3 separate regions of the Homo sapiens genome follow, and regions 2 and 3 are each linked to region 1. The links are chromatin loops, found by intact Hi-C in ENCODE. Cell type or tissue: IMR-90. All regions are shown on one strand.

Region 1 (5,000 bases):
CGTGTGGAGAGCGAACAGAAAGGCGAGTTGAGCTTGGAGAAAGCAGGCGGAGCCACATCTGGCCAGGCCTTGTTGGGCTGGTTAAGAATTCAGCCTAAAGCAATGGTAATGGCCTGGGGCAGGCACCAACTGAACCTTTTTCAAAGGCGAGTCCTGAGTTGCCTCCCTCCTCTGATGTTTGATCTCTGAAGGTGCCCATGTTGCCTCCATCCTGCCACCCACCCCACCCCCAATCTGGCAAAAAGCCACTCACTCACCCAGCAGGGACTTTCCACTAAGTCTGGTGGGGGCGGGGGACCAGGGGGACCAGGGGGCTGTTGCTTGAGAGAAATGGGTGTGGGCATTTACCAACGGATTTAGAAAGTTTCCATATTAGACAAGTAACTTGAGAAAATACTGTTTTTGTTATTGAGAAGATGCTATAAATGTTCAAGTATGTGGTAGGCATACCACGCGTCCTTGTGTAATCCCCTCCCCTGAGTGTAGGCTGGACCTGGTGACTTGCTCCTAATGAGTAAAATATGGTAAAAGTGGGGGAATGTCACTTTTGAGATTAGACTATACAAAACTGGGACTCCCCTCCTGCTCACACTCTTCGAGACTTCTTTCTTATGTGTTCTGATGAAGCAGCTGCCATGTTGGAGGCTGCCCCATGGAACGGCCAACGTGCTGAGGAACAGAGGGCACAGGCAGTGAAGGGCATCGGGGCCTTGAATCCAGTGGTCCACGAGGAACTGAATCCTGCCAGCAACCACTCGAGTAAGCTTGGTATTGGGTCCCCAATTGAGCCTTGAGATGACTCCAGCTCAGCTGACAGCTTGACTGCAGCCTGCAGAGGTGCTGAAGTGGAGGACTCAGCTAAGCTGCACCTGGATCTGTGACCCACAGAAACTGTGAGATGATAAAAGTTGTTGTTTCAAGACACTGAGCTTTAGGGTACTTTATTATGCATCAAGAGGCAACTAGTACAAAGTATAATTTGGAGGAGACCAGCCATACCTGTACCCTCCTTAAGTATACATTTGTATAAGTTGAAATCATGGTGGGTGCACTAATTTTGAAGTCTTAAAAAATCACTTATCATTATGGGGGAGATATCATTCATCAGGGTCCATGGTCTGTGTATGTATCAGAGTCTGGCCAGAAAACAGAAACCACACCAGGTATCTTAACAAAATTTAATATGATGAATTAGATGGCTTAATAACAAGTACAGTGTGAAAGGTGAAAATCATCAATAACCAATCATCAAAATCACTCTCAGAAAATGTCATACATCATCAGGACCTGTGGCCTTGGAAACTCAAAAGCCAAGAATTATTGAGCTTATTGTGTTTGTTGCATTTAAGCTTCTCTTCTGTTCCTTTGTGGTGTCAGAGGCTGAGTTTATTTTGAACATGAACAGAGAGACTTCTCTCTCCTTGACAAGCGTGATTTGTTGAATTAGCTAGTTAGGTGGGAGTGTAGTGGTGATACACTGTGTAGTAGAAGCATTCTCCATGTTTCCATTCCCCATCACAGTCACACAGCTGTGGATTTCCAGGCCTGATTGTCCATTGTGTTGATGTCCCAGTTTATTAAACCACTTCCTTATTGTGGTTCCCAGTTTTTGACCTTTAAAGAAAGACTTCAATGCACACATGTATGCAGATAACACTTGGCTTCGTTTGGATAATTTCCTTGGAATAATTTCCCAGGGAAAGAGATTACTGGGTCAAAGGGGGAGGAAGAGCTTCATGCCTTTTGCTGGTAATTGCTTTACTGCTTTCCAAAGGCACTATACCAACCCAGCATCGACAGTTTATAGTGGATGAGGGGTCAGCTTCAGGGCACCAAGTTATTCACTCTTAGGAAATCAGCTTCCAGGTCCTTCATCAACCACCCAAAAGGGCCTGTAGATGTGAGAAGTGGAGTCCAGCACAGAGAATCCCGGGCTGAGAAGTAGGATGTCTGAAAGTCCAGCCTCGAGGCAGCAGAGTGAGCAGTTAACAGTATGACCTATGGACAACAGATCCTGAGTTCGAATTCTGCCTTCACCACTAAGTGACCCTGGGCAAGTTACTTAATTTTTCTAAGTCATTAGTTTTTTCATCTATAAAGCAGGAATTATAGCAACACTAAGCCTTGAGGAGGTGAGAGGAAGATTAAACGAGTCATGACATGTGAAGTGCTTAGACCAGGGACTAGCACTTGGTAAATATGTAGAGTGAGTGGTATTACCATTTCTATTATTCAGACGGAGACTCCATCTCCATCAGCCCTGCTTCTGTAGTGGCTGACCACCTCCTCTTCTGGGTTTCCACGTGAGACCCCACCCTGGTTCTTCAGTTTTTCCTGGGATCTCGTCTCTCTGAGACCAAGAAGCAGTCTTAGCTTTGAGATATTGAGTTGGATGGTCCTTGAATGCCCCCTTGTGGACAGCTGGCTTTCTTTCACTCTTTCAGCTGAAGAGGAAAACTGGCTGTGTGTGTGTGTGTGTGTGTGTGTGTGTGTGTGTGTGTGTGTGTGTCTCGGGGTGGGGAAGAAGGTGGGGGAGGCCTCCATGTTTGCAGACAAAACAGGAAATAGCACGTCATGGCATCTTTCTTGCCGGCTAGGAAGGCATGGGTGTATGGGTCTCTGTACACTTACATAAACATGGAGGGGAGCTGCATGTGCTGGTGTGCAGGTGTGTATGTGGGCATACACTTGATACCACTCTCCTTGTTACTGGGGTCTCTCACTGGGTTCTACTGAGACGATGTGATTAATGTGATTTGAAAAATGAAAGCCCTGTGCACACACGAGGACATTGTTATGTAGAATAGCTTGTATAACCATTCGGTTGATCCTTTCACTGATTTGGACATTCAGTCCCACAGTTGTTTATTGAGTACTTACTATGTACCGGGTCTCCTGAGGTCTGGGGAGGCTACAGTGACCAAGACAGAATCTGTTTCCATCCTCTCACAATCCAGTGGGTGAGACAGACAGGTGAGTAAACCTGTGGCGTGCTAGTCCAGCACTTGGTAAATATTCAGTAAATATGAAGAGTGAGTGTTTTTACCATATTCCCAGAGGAGGGGCAGAGCGGCTGTGGAGGGGGAAGGAAGGCTGCCTGGAGGAGGTGACATCTGAGCTGAGCTATGAACTGTGAGTGATCTATCCTCTCCCTGGCTTTGGGGCAGAGGGCTTGGTACAAAAAGCATTAGTGGGGTTTTGGAAGTGCAGGCTGTAACCCCAACTCCCTGAGCAAGTCCTTTTTTTTGGGCCGGAGTTTCCTCCTGGACTAAGTCAGGGGATTTGGCCATGAAAGCCACAGTTTCCATCAACTTTGATGTTTTCTGACCTTTTATTCCCTCAGCCTGAGGAATTCCCATTTCTTCCACTGGTCTTTCATGCCCCATCCTCTTCCCTAAAGAAATGAAAACCAGACTGAGTGATAAAAAGCAGTGAGACATTGGTATACACATGTAGGACACACACACACACTCTCACACACACACACTTTCTCACACTCTCTCTCACACACACACACACACTCACACACACACACACACAGACACACACACTCCTCTATTCCCGCCCTACCCCTGCTCTGCTGGAAACCTCGAGCTGCCTCCCAGGTCAGAGTGGTCTGACAAGGGAGGGGTGGAGTGCAGAGGCAGAGTGGAGGTGAGAGCTCAGCAGACCCAGTTTCTTTTATGCTTGGCCACTCAGGCAGGTCACCTTGGGGAGGTTACTGAGCTTCCCAGAGCCTGCTTCCAGCTCAGCAAAGTACATACCCACCTGGCAGGGCTTCCGTGATGATTAGAGCTGCTATATGCGAAATGCGCCCCCCGGACTCTGTGTAGGACCTAGCAGGCTCTCGGAAAATGGGAGCTGAAAAGTAATGATATTACAAAATATCTAGTGTGGTGGCTCACACCTGTAATGCCAGTACTTTGGGCAGCTAAGGCGGGCAGATCACTTCAGGTCAGGAGTTCAAGACCAGCCTGGTCAACATGGTGAAACCCCATCTCTACTAAAAATACAAAAAAATTAGCCAGGCGTGGTGGCGGGGGCCTGTAATCCCAGCTATTTGGGAGGCTGAAGCAGGAGAATTGTTTGAATCCGGGAGGCTGAGGTTCGCAGTGAGTTGAGATCGTGCCACTGCACTCCGGCCTGGGCGACAGAATGAGACTTCGTCTAGAAAAAAAAAAAAAATCTAGTGTGGGTCAGACTCTTGTGTCTGCAGGAGGGAAAGGTGTGATCTTTCTTCCACTCTGATCTTCACAGTGAGAATGGTCTGGGGAGGATAGCAGACATGTGCCAAGCTCACTGTAGGTGGTGAGGCACTCTGGTTCCAGTTTAGAATGCAATTTATTACTTGGGTCACTTTGGCCGAGTTATTTAACCTTTCTAAGCCTCAGTTTTCTCATCTATAAAGCAGGTACTTTAAAATAGCTCCCTTGTGGAAGTACTGTGAGGATTAAGTGAGATAATAAATGTAAAAACACTTCATGTAGTTCCTGGTATATAGTAAGTGCTCCATAAATTGATAGCTACCTGTATTGGTCAGGATATGCTAACTGGTGTAACAAATAGACCCAAGAATGTGTGATGGCTTAGAGACAATGGAATCTTGTTTCTTGCCCCTCTAATGGTCTAAGAAAATACCAGGTTAGCAGTGAGGCTCAACTAGAGACCAGGTTTCTGACAGCTCTGCCGTTTTTTTTTTTATTTTGAGACGGAGTTTTGCTCTGTTGCCCAGGCTGGAGTGCCGTGGTGCAATCTCGGCTCATTGCAACCTCCACCTCCCGGGTTCAAATGGTTCTCCTGCCTCAGCCTCTCGAGTAGCTGAGACTACAGGTGTGTGCCTGGCTAATTAGCTCTGCCATCTTTAACAGGTATCTTCTGAAATCACTTTGGCCATCGGCTTCTAGCTAGTGGGTGGGGAAGAGAGAGTGGAGAAGGCACATCAGCTTCTTAACTGCTTTGGCCCAGAAGTGCCACTTCAGCTCACATTCCATGGGTGAGAA
Region 2 (5,000 bases), 130 kb before region 1:
GCCTTGAACTCCTGGTCTCAAGTGATCCTCCCACCTTGGCCTCCGGAGTAGCTGAGACTATAGGCCCACACCACCATGCCTGGCTATTTAAAAAAAACATTTTGTAGAGATGAGGTCTTGCTACGTTACCCAAGCTGGTTTTGAACTCCTAATCTCAAGTGATCCTCCTGCCTCAGCCTCCCAAAGCACATTGGGATTACAGGTGTGAGCCACAGTGCTGGCCTTTTTTCTTATGTTAAAATAATGTTGAGAAACAAATGTTATTAGGAAGATTTAAGTAACAAATAACCTTCTGAAACCATCTGGATAGCCCTGCTTTCTCCTTTTTTTTTTTTTTTTTTTAGATGGAGTCTTGCTCTGTCACCCAGGCTGGAGTACAGTGGCGCAATCTCGGCTCACTGCAACTTCTGCCTTCTGGGTTCAAGCAATTTTCTTGCCTCAACCTCCTGAGTAGCTGGGATTACAGGCGGATGCCACCACACCCAACTAATTTTTGTATTTTTAGTAGAGACAGGGTTTCACCATGTTGTCCAGGCTGGTCTCGAACTCCTGACCTCAAGTGATCTGCCCACCTCAGCCTCCCAGAGTGCTGGGATTACAGGCATGAGCCACCATGCCCTGTGGCTTTGTCCTTTTAAGTTGACTTGGGGGACTGGGTTGGTGGTCTTCTTCCACATTTAGGCTCTTTTTATCTTCTCAGTCCTAATATGTTCTTCCCTTTATCAAAAATCAACTCCTGCTCTTTTCTTTTTTTGTCCAGAAATGTCTGAATGTCTGGGCAGTCTCCTGGTATCATTTACTGTATTCTAAATAGTATTTTTTTTTTTTTTTTTGAGACGGAGTTCCACTCTTGTTGCCCAGGCTGGAGTGCAATGGTGTGATCTTAGCTCACAGCAACATCTGCCTCCCGAGTTCAAGTGATTCTCCTGCCTCAGCCTCCCAAGTAGCTGGGATTACAGGCATGTGCCACTACGCCTGGCTAATTTTGCAATTTTAGTAGAGACAGGGTTTCTCCATGTTGGTCAGGCTGGTCTCGAACTCCCAACCTCAGGTGATCTGCCTGCTTCGGCCTCCCAAAGTGCTGGGATTGTAGGTGTGAGCCACCGCACCCGGCCTTGTATTCTAAGTAGTATTTAATAATCTGTCCCTTTTTTTTTTTTTTTTTTTTTGAGACGGAGTCTTGCTGTGTTGCCTAGGCTGGAGTGCAGTGGTGTGATCTCGGTTCACTGCAACCTCTGCCTCTCGGTTCAAGCAATTCTCCTGCCTCAGCCTCCTGAGTAACTGGTATGCACCATCATGCCTGGCTAATTTTTGTGTTTTTAGTAGAAATGGGGTTTTACCATGTTGGCCAGGCTGGTCTTGAACCCCTGACCTCAAGTGATCCACCCAACTCAGCCTTCCAAAATGCTGGGATTACCAGCGTGAGCCACTGCACCTGGCCAATAATCTGTTCTTTTATACGCTATTTGGAATTTATCCTTATGCCTCTTATTTTCTTTTTATTGCCAATTGTGAACTATCTTGACAAAGGTATACTGCTGGAATATATTATTTCATTAATAAAAATTCTAACATGGGCATTATAAACTACATACCTCCAATTCTTCAATAAATGTAGCCAAGTCTTCTTTCCACAAATCTGATGGACTCTTTCTTTTTAATGTGTCCAGCTCTTGTTCCTTCATAAGATAATTACAAAATTGAGTTAATATATGTATACAAGCAGCATTTTCATGCAACACACAATTTTACTTTTACCATTAGAATAGAACAAAACTAAGCAGCATGTACCATCCTACTATCAACTCACTTTTTCATTTCTTAGCCTGCAGAGTTCATCTTTCTTTTCCTTGGTTAAATACCAAAGGGGCATATCAAGAAGATAGTTGAAGGTTGGTCCAGAATCTGTTACGGAGTCACTCTTTTCAGTTTCCTTTTCGTTGTCACTCTCTTCATTTTCTTCTTCATCTGGAACCTAAAGGATTAATTAAAATCTAGCTTTATTAGAAAATGTGAAACATAAACATTGTACAATACATAGTCTTTAACAATATAGAAAAGTGCCACCCAAGATTACCTTTTGCTGGGCTTCTTTCCAGGCCTTCACAGGATCCGAATCATATCCCCTCTGAATCAGAACTTTAATTAATTCTTTCTTAGGCTTATTTTCTATTTTTAAAAAAGTAAACAGAGATAATGATTTTGAGTAATATTTTAGGAAGGGGATAAGGTTTTACACAAGTCAAAAGTTTAAAACTGGAAATTAAACTGTCTTCGTGCTTGCATAAATTTGTATATCCCGGTATACAGGCAAGTCTCCCTAAACCATTGACAAATGTAAATTACCACAAGGGGGCAGTCAAATCATATATGATCAAATCATTTTTTTTTGGAGACAGGGTCTCTCTCACTCTTGTGTCCAGGCTGGAGTGCAGTGGCACTACCTAGGCTCACTGCAGCCTTGACCTCCCCAGCTCAAGTGCTGAGATTACAGGCATGCGCCACCACACCCAGAGAGTAGAAGCCATTCGTAATCTTCCTGCCTTTTTTTTTTTTTACCATCAGATTTATTATCTCTTCTCTGTCTCTTTTATTTTCTGTTCCTGTAGACATGATTAGTGTATCTATTCTCTTGGTCAATCAGTTTATGCAAGGTCTTCTAGCTCTCTATTCTCCTCATGTCTAATTGTCAACTAAATCTTGATTTCTCAAGATGCTCAGTCAAGGAAACATCATCTCTTTCAAACTATAAATACCTAATCAGATATTTTAAAGAAATGCGTGTATAAGTGACCAGGTGAATTAAATGGATTTTGCCTCTTTCTCCACCATTACTCTCACCAAAAATGTTTAAAGAAAGTTTGGCGTAACTAGAGTTTTAGTAAGCAGTTATTATTCCCAAAACATACCAATGATTATTTTGCCATCTATTTTCTCTAAGATAAAGCGAGCCTGATTATTCAGTTTAGCAGATTCAGCACCAAGCATTCCTAGGAGCCATTCTTTTCTTAATCCATAATATTTAAGTCTGAGTTCAAAAAAGTCTCTTAGAATATCCAACACCGTGTCATATTTCTTTAAACAGCCTACGTGGTCAAAAAGCACCTGAAAAAGGAAAACAAGATTAGAGCCAAGAATAGACAAATTGGCTAAACTTTATAAAGGTAGACTAAGATATACTTTTAAAATTGATATTAATCTTTAATATAAATTGAAACGTGTACATCTCACAAAACAAATACATACCATAGAGTTGCATGTGAGACTAGTTTGGAGTTTGAAGACTTTGTGTAGTCCAACTCTCTCTGCCTCTGCCAGTTTTTCTTCAGTCATCTTCACAACAAATTTCACAGTGGTATCTGTATGGTATTCCCTATAGTCTGTTATGAGAGGAGGTGTCTTCTCGGTGCCATTCAACATGGGTTCTAGAACTTGTTCTTTGTATGTCTAAAGAAAGAAATAATCCTGAAGTTTCTAAAATATAGGCTTCTGAATAGTCAACAGCAATAGTACAAAAGGTATTTCTTTTGATCACAAACCTAAAAAAGAAATCCATAATTATTTACCTGGGTCCATGTTCTGACGGGAAGCTCTGAGATTTCAATGGTTGTAGAATTAAGAATAGCTACTTCACCACTAATCACATATTGATTTGGAGCCAGTTCTTCAATAGTACCCTTGAAGTTCTTGTAACTTGGAAGCTAAATTGGCATTTAAAAAAACAGTATGTTTTCTAAATGTGATACTAGACGGAAATCACAACAGCGTTTAACAATAAATCTAAAGTATGAAATTAAATTTTATGTTTGCATCATCTTTAATCATACAATCTATTCAACTGAAACCCAAGGAAAAGTTAAGGCTCTTAACACACACAGAATACTTACCATTGGCAAAGGTTCTTCTCCATCCATCAAACGCCTGATGTTATTTACAATTTCACGCACATCAAAGTTGGGGATTTTGCAGGACCACCCAGTACCGATTCCTTCAGCACCATTTATCAGCACCATGGGAATAATAGGAATGTACCATTCAGGCTCAACACGCTGGTTGTCATCATATAAAAACTTCAACGTGTGATCATCTTTTGGTGGAAATAACAATCGAGCCAAAGAGCTAAAGAAAAGAAACAAAGAATGTTATTTTACAAAAATACTGAATTTCACACTTAACTTTTATGGAAAGGACATGTATTATACATGAAAATTATCTTGGTTTTACTTGCTGACTAATATACATTTAACAATATTTATTGAGCACTTGCTATGTGTCACGCACATGGACATAAAGTCTCAATCCTCAAGGAGCTCACAGTCCAGTAGAAGTTTGCAATTAACACATATTTTGTTAGGTGGTGGGATAAACAAGAGAAGAAAAAGTGGGAAAGTGACTGAAGAGGTGCTAAGGAAAGTTAAGCCGTTTCTGATAGGAAAACATTTGAGCAGAGAAAAGACACTGAGGGCGCCAGGTGCAGTAACTCGCGCCTGTAATCCCAGCACTTTGGGAGGCTGAGGGAGGCAGATCACCTGAGGTCAGGAGTTCAAGACCAACCTGGCCAACATGGTGAAACCTCATCTCTACTAAAAATATAAAATTAGCTGAGCATGGTGGCGTGTACCTGTAATCCCAGCAACACGGGAGGCTGAGGCAGGAGAATCACTTGAACCCAGGAGGCAGAGGTTGCAATGAGCCGAAATTGCGCCACTGCACTCCAGCCTGGGCAAAAAGAGCAAAACTCCATCTCAAAAGAAAAAAAAACAACAAAAAACAAACTGAGGGACTGAACCATGTGGATATCTAGAGAAAGAGTGTTGCAGGCAAAGGAACCAGTAAGTAAAAGGCCCTGAAGAGGAAATGTGCTCGGTATATTTGAGTATAGGCCAAGGACAGTGTGGCTGGAGAGGAGATGGTATGAGAAGGAATCAAAAGACATGGAAGGTGGGGACACGGATCACATAATGTCTGGTTAGCTAAAATAGGTCTTTAGATTTTACTCT
Region 3 (5,000 bases), 230 kb before region 1:
ATTAATCCTTTCCCTATCCTCCCCTTCATTTCTGCATCTCTCTAGGAAATATATAAAGCCCCTTTCCTACATTACTGTATAGGTTTTCGGGAATATCTACAGAAGCCTGTTCAAAGATTTTATTGAAAAGAGGAAGAAATAGGGTATTCAGATAAGTTTTTGCAAACCCAGACTCAGGTTTCTTAAATGATTAAAGGCTATAAGCAATGTGACTTTTAAGCAGCGTTTGTTCTCCCTTGTTTCCTACCAGTTATATGAAGCCTACAGTAAAGTCTGTCGCAAACAGCAGGTGGCGGCTGTGGACCAGTCAGAGTGTTTGTCACTTTCAGGGCTCTTGGAAGCCAGGGGCATTTTAGGATTAAAGAGAAACAAGGAAACCCGTTTGACAAAGGTACAACTGCTTTTTTGTGACAGTGTTTTTAATTGTCCTATTTTGTAGAGTGATGCTAAAGTAAAGGTTTATTGTTAAACAAGATGACCACAGTTAGTTAAACAAGTCGTTTTTTGTTAGGTAAGGTTTAAGGTGTGTAAAGATGGGAGTGTGATATGAATATTTTTTCAAGCCATTGGAAAAAAAAGTGTTTAACTTGCTTGCCTTTTGTGAGAAAAAGTTTAATATGGTAGAAGTTTGTATACTGACAACTTTGCTTTTGTGAGTTCCCCAGTGTGAAAAATCCTTTTCTCTTCTTTCCAGGTGTTTTTCAAGATTGAAGAGAAAGAAATAGAACATGCTCTGAAAGATAAAGCTTTAATTGGAAATATCTTAGCTACTGGATTGCCTTAAATTCTTCTCTTACACCCCACCCGAAAGTATTCAGCTGGCATTTAGAGAGCTACAGTCTTCATTTTAGTGCTTTACACATTCGGGCCTGAAAACAAATATGACCTTTTTTACTTGAAGCCAATGAATTTTAATCTATAGATTCTTTAATATTAGCACAGAATAATATCTTTGGGTCTTACTATTTTTACCCATAAAAGTGACCAGGTAGACCCTTTTTAATTACATTCACTACTTCTACCACTTGTGTATCTCTAGCCAATGTGCTTGCAAGTGTACAGATCTGTGTAGAGGAATGTGTGTATATTTACCTCTTCGTTTGCTCAAACATGAGTGGGTATTTTTTTGTTTGTTTTTTTTGTTGTTGTTGTTTTTGAGGCGCGTCTCACCCTGTTGCCCAGGCTGGAGTGCAATGGCGCGTTCTCTGCTCACTACAGCACCCGCTTCCCAGGTTGAAGTGATTCTCTTGCCTCAGCCTCCCGAGTAGCTGGGATTACAGGTGCCCACCACCGCGCCCAGCTAATTTTTTAATTTTTAGTAGAGACAGGGTTTTACCATGTTGGCCAGGCTGGTCTTGAACTCCTGACCCTCAAGTGATCTGCCCACCTTGGCCTCCCTAAGTGCTGGGATTATAGGCGTGAGCCACCATGCTCAGCCATTAAGGTATTTTGTTAAGAACTTTAAGTTTAGGGTAAGAAGAATGAAAATGATCCAGAAAAATGCAAGCAAGTCCACATGGAGATTTGGAGGACACTGGTTAAAGAATTTATTTCTTTGTATAGTATACTATGTTCATGGTGCAGATACTACAACATTGTGGCATTTTAGACTCGTTGAGTTTCTTGGGCACTCCCAAGGGCGTTGGGGTCATAAGGAGACTATAACTCTACAGATTGTGAATATATTTATTTTCAAGTTGCATTCTTTGTCTTTTTAAGCAATCAGATTTCAAGAGAGCTCAAGCTTTCAGAAGTCAATGTGAAAATTCCTTCCTAGGCTGTCCCACAGTCTTTGCTGCCCTTAGATGAAGCCACTTGTTTCAAGATGACTACTTTGGGGTTGGGTTTTCATCTAAACACATTTTTCCAGTCTTATTAGATAAATTAGTCCATATGGTTGGTTAATCAAGAGCCTTCTGGGTTTGGTTTGGTGGCATTAAATGGCAATTTGTGACTGAGACACCAGAGGGCACCCTTATAACATTGACTACTTTGAAAGGGGATGCTTGAGGCTGAGGTAGTTTTGAGGGAAAGGGGGAAGTTCTAGTTTGATTTGTTTGGGAGATTGCTGTCCTTTCATAACTGAAGCAAATGCTTGAAATGTAAACCATGTGTGATACGAATGATCTGAGAGCCAGTGACCAAGTCTGCTTTTCCCTGAGCTCTCCTGCTGCCGCCTCTACCTTTCTGACATGGCCTTCCATTTGGAACTTGATATGTGTACAAGTGATCTGTTGGCCACTGTTTCATTCATCCTGACCACTGTATCCGTGTAATGTGATCTGAGCTACAACAGGTGGTATGGGATAGAGGCAAGGAAAGCAGAGAGAGCCCTCTGAAATGAACACTACCCACTGGTGTGTGTAGCACATGATAGTCTGTAGGCATGAGTCTGAATGTTGTTCTCACACTCCTTTACTAGAGTATTCGTTCCCTCTGAAGGTAGTTTGAACATGGAAACACAGTTCTATACCTAGAAGGTTGGAAAGTGTCTGGGACTATAAGGGTTAACATGCATAATTGCAAAGATTGTCCGAAGGCTGATGGAAAGCAGAGACTGAATGGGATTGAGAACAGATGCGAAGCTTGATTTAAATTACATTTTATTGGATGCTGCAGCCTTAAGAGACGTGACTGCTTTACAGTTTGTTTCCACACTGTGGGCAGCTGCTGTCTGTTCTGTGTCCACAGTAGGATCCTGCCCAATAAGGAGCAGCCTCCCCACCTCATTGTGTTTGAGGCTTGGCGCCTTCCTCTTAACTGTAGGGCTTGAGTCAGGAACATGGCTTGACTCGCAGTGGGGCTGCTATGTATCCTCCCTGGCTTCCAGCCAAAATCACATTGGTAGATTCAAAGGGGCCAAATTTCTTTCCCCTCTATCTTTCCCTTTCCCCTGGTTTTGGAAATAGAGTTTTCTGTCTACTGATTTGTTAGTTTCCTTTTCTTCTCCCCTCACTGTCAATTTCTAGGTCATTGCTGCTCTTAAGACTTTAGCAGTTGGAACAGGGTTGGTTCTGTCAATGATGCATGAAGCAGACTTAGTGTCCCTGCTTGGCTTCTGCTGCCCTTGTGGGAGCAAAAGCTGATATATGTTTGTCAGTAAAGTCTTAAGTGTAATTCAGACTGCTGAGGAAGAAAGCCCTTTCCTTGCTGGCTTTTCTCCCTGAAGCTGAGAGCTTCAGGAAGGTGGTAGGAGTTTTAGTGGGATGGGATGGGATGGGCTTGTGGTTAGCAGTTTTTGCCAGGATCATAGGCTGCTTCACTTAGAGTAGTGGCAAAGATGCTGACCTACATTCTTCCTTTTGAAGGTGATGGAGTGTGTGTCTATATCCTGGTTTATCTCTCTCCCCCACCCCAAGGAAGCTGATTAAGCTTCCATAGAGTGTTGGGTGTTGCCATGGAAAGAGCATAGACAAAATAAATTGTGTGTTTCAACCCCAGAGCTGCCACAGATGTTTCTGGCTCAATGGAGACTTGCCTGTGGCTAGCTAACTCTGCAAGAATGTGTGAGGTCCAGGCTGGGGGTGGTGGCTCACGCCTGTAATCCAGCACTTTGGGAGGCCGAGGCGGGCGGATCACCTGAGGTCAGGAGTTTGAGACCAGTCTGGCCAACATGGCGAAACCCTGTCTCTACTAAAATAAATTAGCCAGGCATTGTGGTGTGTTCCTGTAATTCCAGCTACTGGGAGGCTGAGGCAGGAGAATCGCTTCAACCTGGGAGGCAGAGGTTGCAGTGAGCCGAGATCGTGCCATTGCACTCCAGCTTGGGCAGCAGAATGAGACTGTCTCAAAAAGGAAAAAAAAAAATGCTGGGTGTGATGGCTCATGCCTGTAATCCCAGCACTTTGTGGGGCCAAGGCGGGCTGATCACTTAAGGGTCAGGAGTGCAAGACCAGTCTGGCCAACATGGCGAAACCCTGTCTCTACTAAAAGTACAAAAATTCACTGGGTGCCATGGTACACACCTATAATCACAGCTACTTGGGAGGCTGAGACAGGAGAATTGCTTGAGCCTGGGAGGTGGAGGTTGCAGTGAGATGAGATCATGCCACTGTACTCCAGCCTGGGTGACAGAGTGAGACTCTGTCTCAAAAAAAAAAAAAAAATGTGTGAGGTCTAAGCTACCCAGAGATCAAAAAGTTGGCAGAGCCTTATTCTCTCTGCGCCCCCTCTTTTGCATTGCTCCCTACCTTTACTAAGTGTCCCTTTGAATATACATCAAGCCAGGTGTGGTGGCTCATGCCTGTAATGCCAACACTTTGGGAGGAGGCAGCAGCGGGAGGATTACTTGAAGTCAGGAGCTTGAGACCAGCTTGGGCAATATAGTGAGACCCCCTTACCCTTCTCTACCAAAAAAATCTTAAAAATCAGCTGGGCATGGTGGCATGCACCTGTAGTCCTAGCTACTTGGGAAGCTGAGATGGGAGGATGCTTTGAGCCCAGGAGTTCAACTCGGCATGGGCTATGATCACACCACTGCATTACATCCTGGGTGACAGAGCGAGACCCTGTCTCTATAAAAGACAGAAAGCAGATACACCAATAAGAATGAGAAGTTGGGAATAAGATGTGATTTAGGTTTTATATATATATTATATACATATTATATATATTTTATATATATAATGTATATTATATATAATATACATATTATATATTATATACATATTATTTATATATATATATATATATATTTTTTTTTTAGATGGTGTCTTGCTCTGTCACCCAGGCTGGAGCAGTGGCGCGATCTCTGTTCACTGCAAGCTCCGCCTCCCGGGTTCACACCATTCTCCTGCCTCATCCTGAGTAGCTGGGATTACAGGCACCCGCCACCATGCCCGGCTAATTTTTTTGTATTTTTAGTAAAGATGGGGTTTCACTGTGTTAGCCAGGATGATCTCGATCTCTTGACCTCGTGATCCGCCCGCCTCGGCCTCCCAAAGTGCTGGGATTAGAGGCTTGAGCCACCATGCCTGGCCGGTTATATATTTTTTAAATAT

The links. Peaks named below come from ENCODE experiments on the same cell type or tissue, not always from the same donor. Only the 100,000 strongest peaks of a DNase experiment are listed, where the experiment ranks them.
Region 2: it touches region 1 in a loop (9-fold over the local background); 60 of 110 quality-filtered maps call a loop at or near these places.
Region 3: a loop joins it to region 1, with 6 times the contacts of the local background. A loop is called at or near these places in 47 of 110 quality-filtered maps.

The regions. Positions count from the first base shown.
Region 1 is chr17:40,531,082-40,536,081 of GRCh38, forward strand. LOC107985090 (a long non-coding RNA gene) reads right to left here and starts at 3,393. Exons shown (of 2, transcript XR_001752884.2): 1 at 3,329-3,393; 2 at 1,165-1,998. In IMR-90, a CTCF peak has its summit at 2,410 (motif pointing left); a DNase peak (open chromatin) is centred at 2,420; H3K27ac peaks cover 2,511 bases.
Region 2 is chr17:40,396,963-40,401,962 of GRCh38, forward strand. It overlaps TOP2A (DNA topoisomerase II alpha), which reads right to left. Exons shown (of 35, transcript NM_001067.4): 21 at 3,888-4,119; 22 at 3,567-3,701; 23 at 3,247-3,447; 24 at 2,910-3,105; 25 at 2,078-2,169; 26 at 1,811-1,975; 27 at 1,596-1,679. Among named protein-coding and RNA genes, the nearest start is that of TOP2A, 18 kb to the right of the region's middle. In IMR-90, a CTCF peak has its summit at 2,339 (motif pointing right); a DNase peak (open chromatin) is centred at 2,349.
Region 3 is chr17:40,301,218-40,306,217 of GRCh38, forward strand. It overlaps CDC6 (cell division cycle 6), which reads left to right. Exons shown (of 12, transcript NM_001254.4): 11 at 251-391; 12 at 695-3,440. The coding sequence ends at 784. Among named protein-coding and RNA genes, the nearest start is that of RARA, 5.5 kb to the right of the region's middle. In IMR-90, CTCF peaks have their summits at 296 (motif pointing right) and 1,965 (motif pointing right); DNase peaks (open chromatin) are centred at 2,014 and 3,454.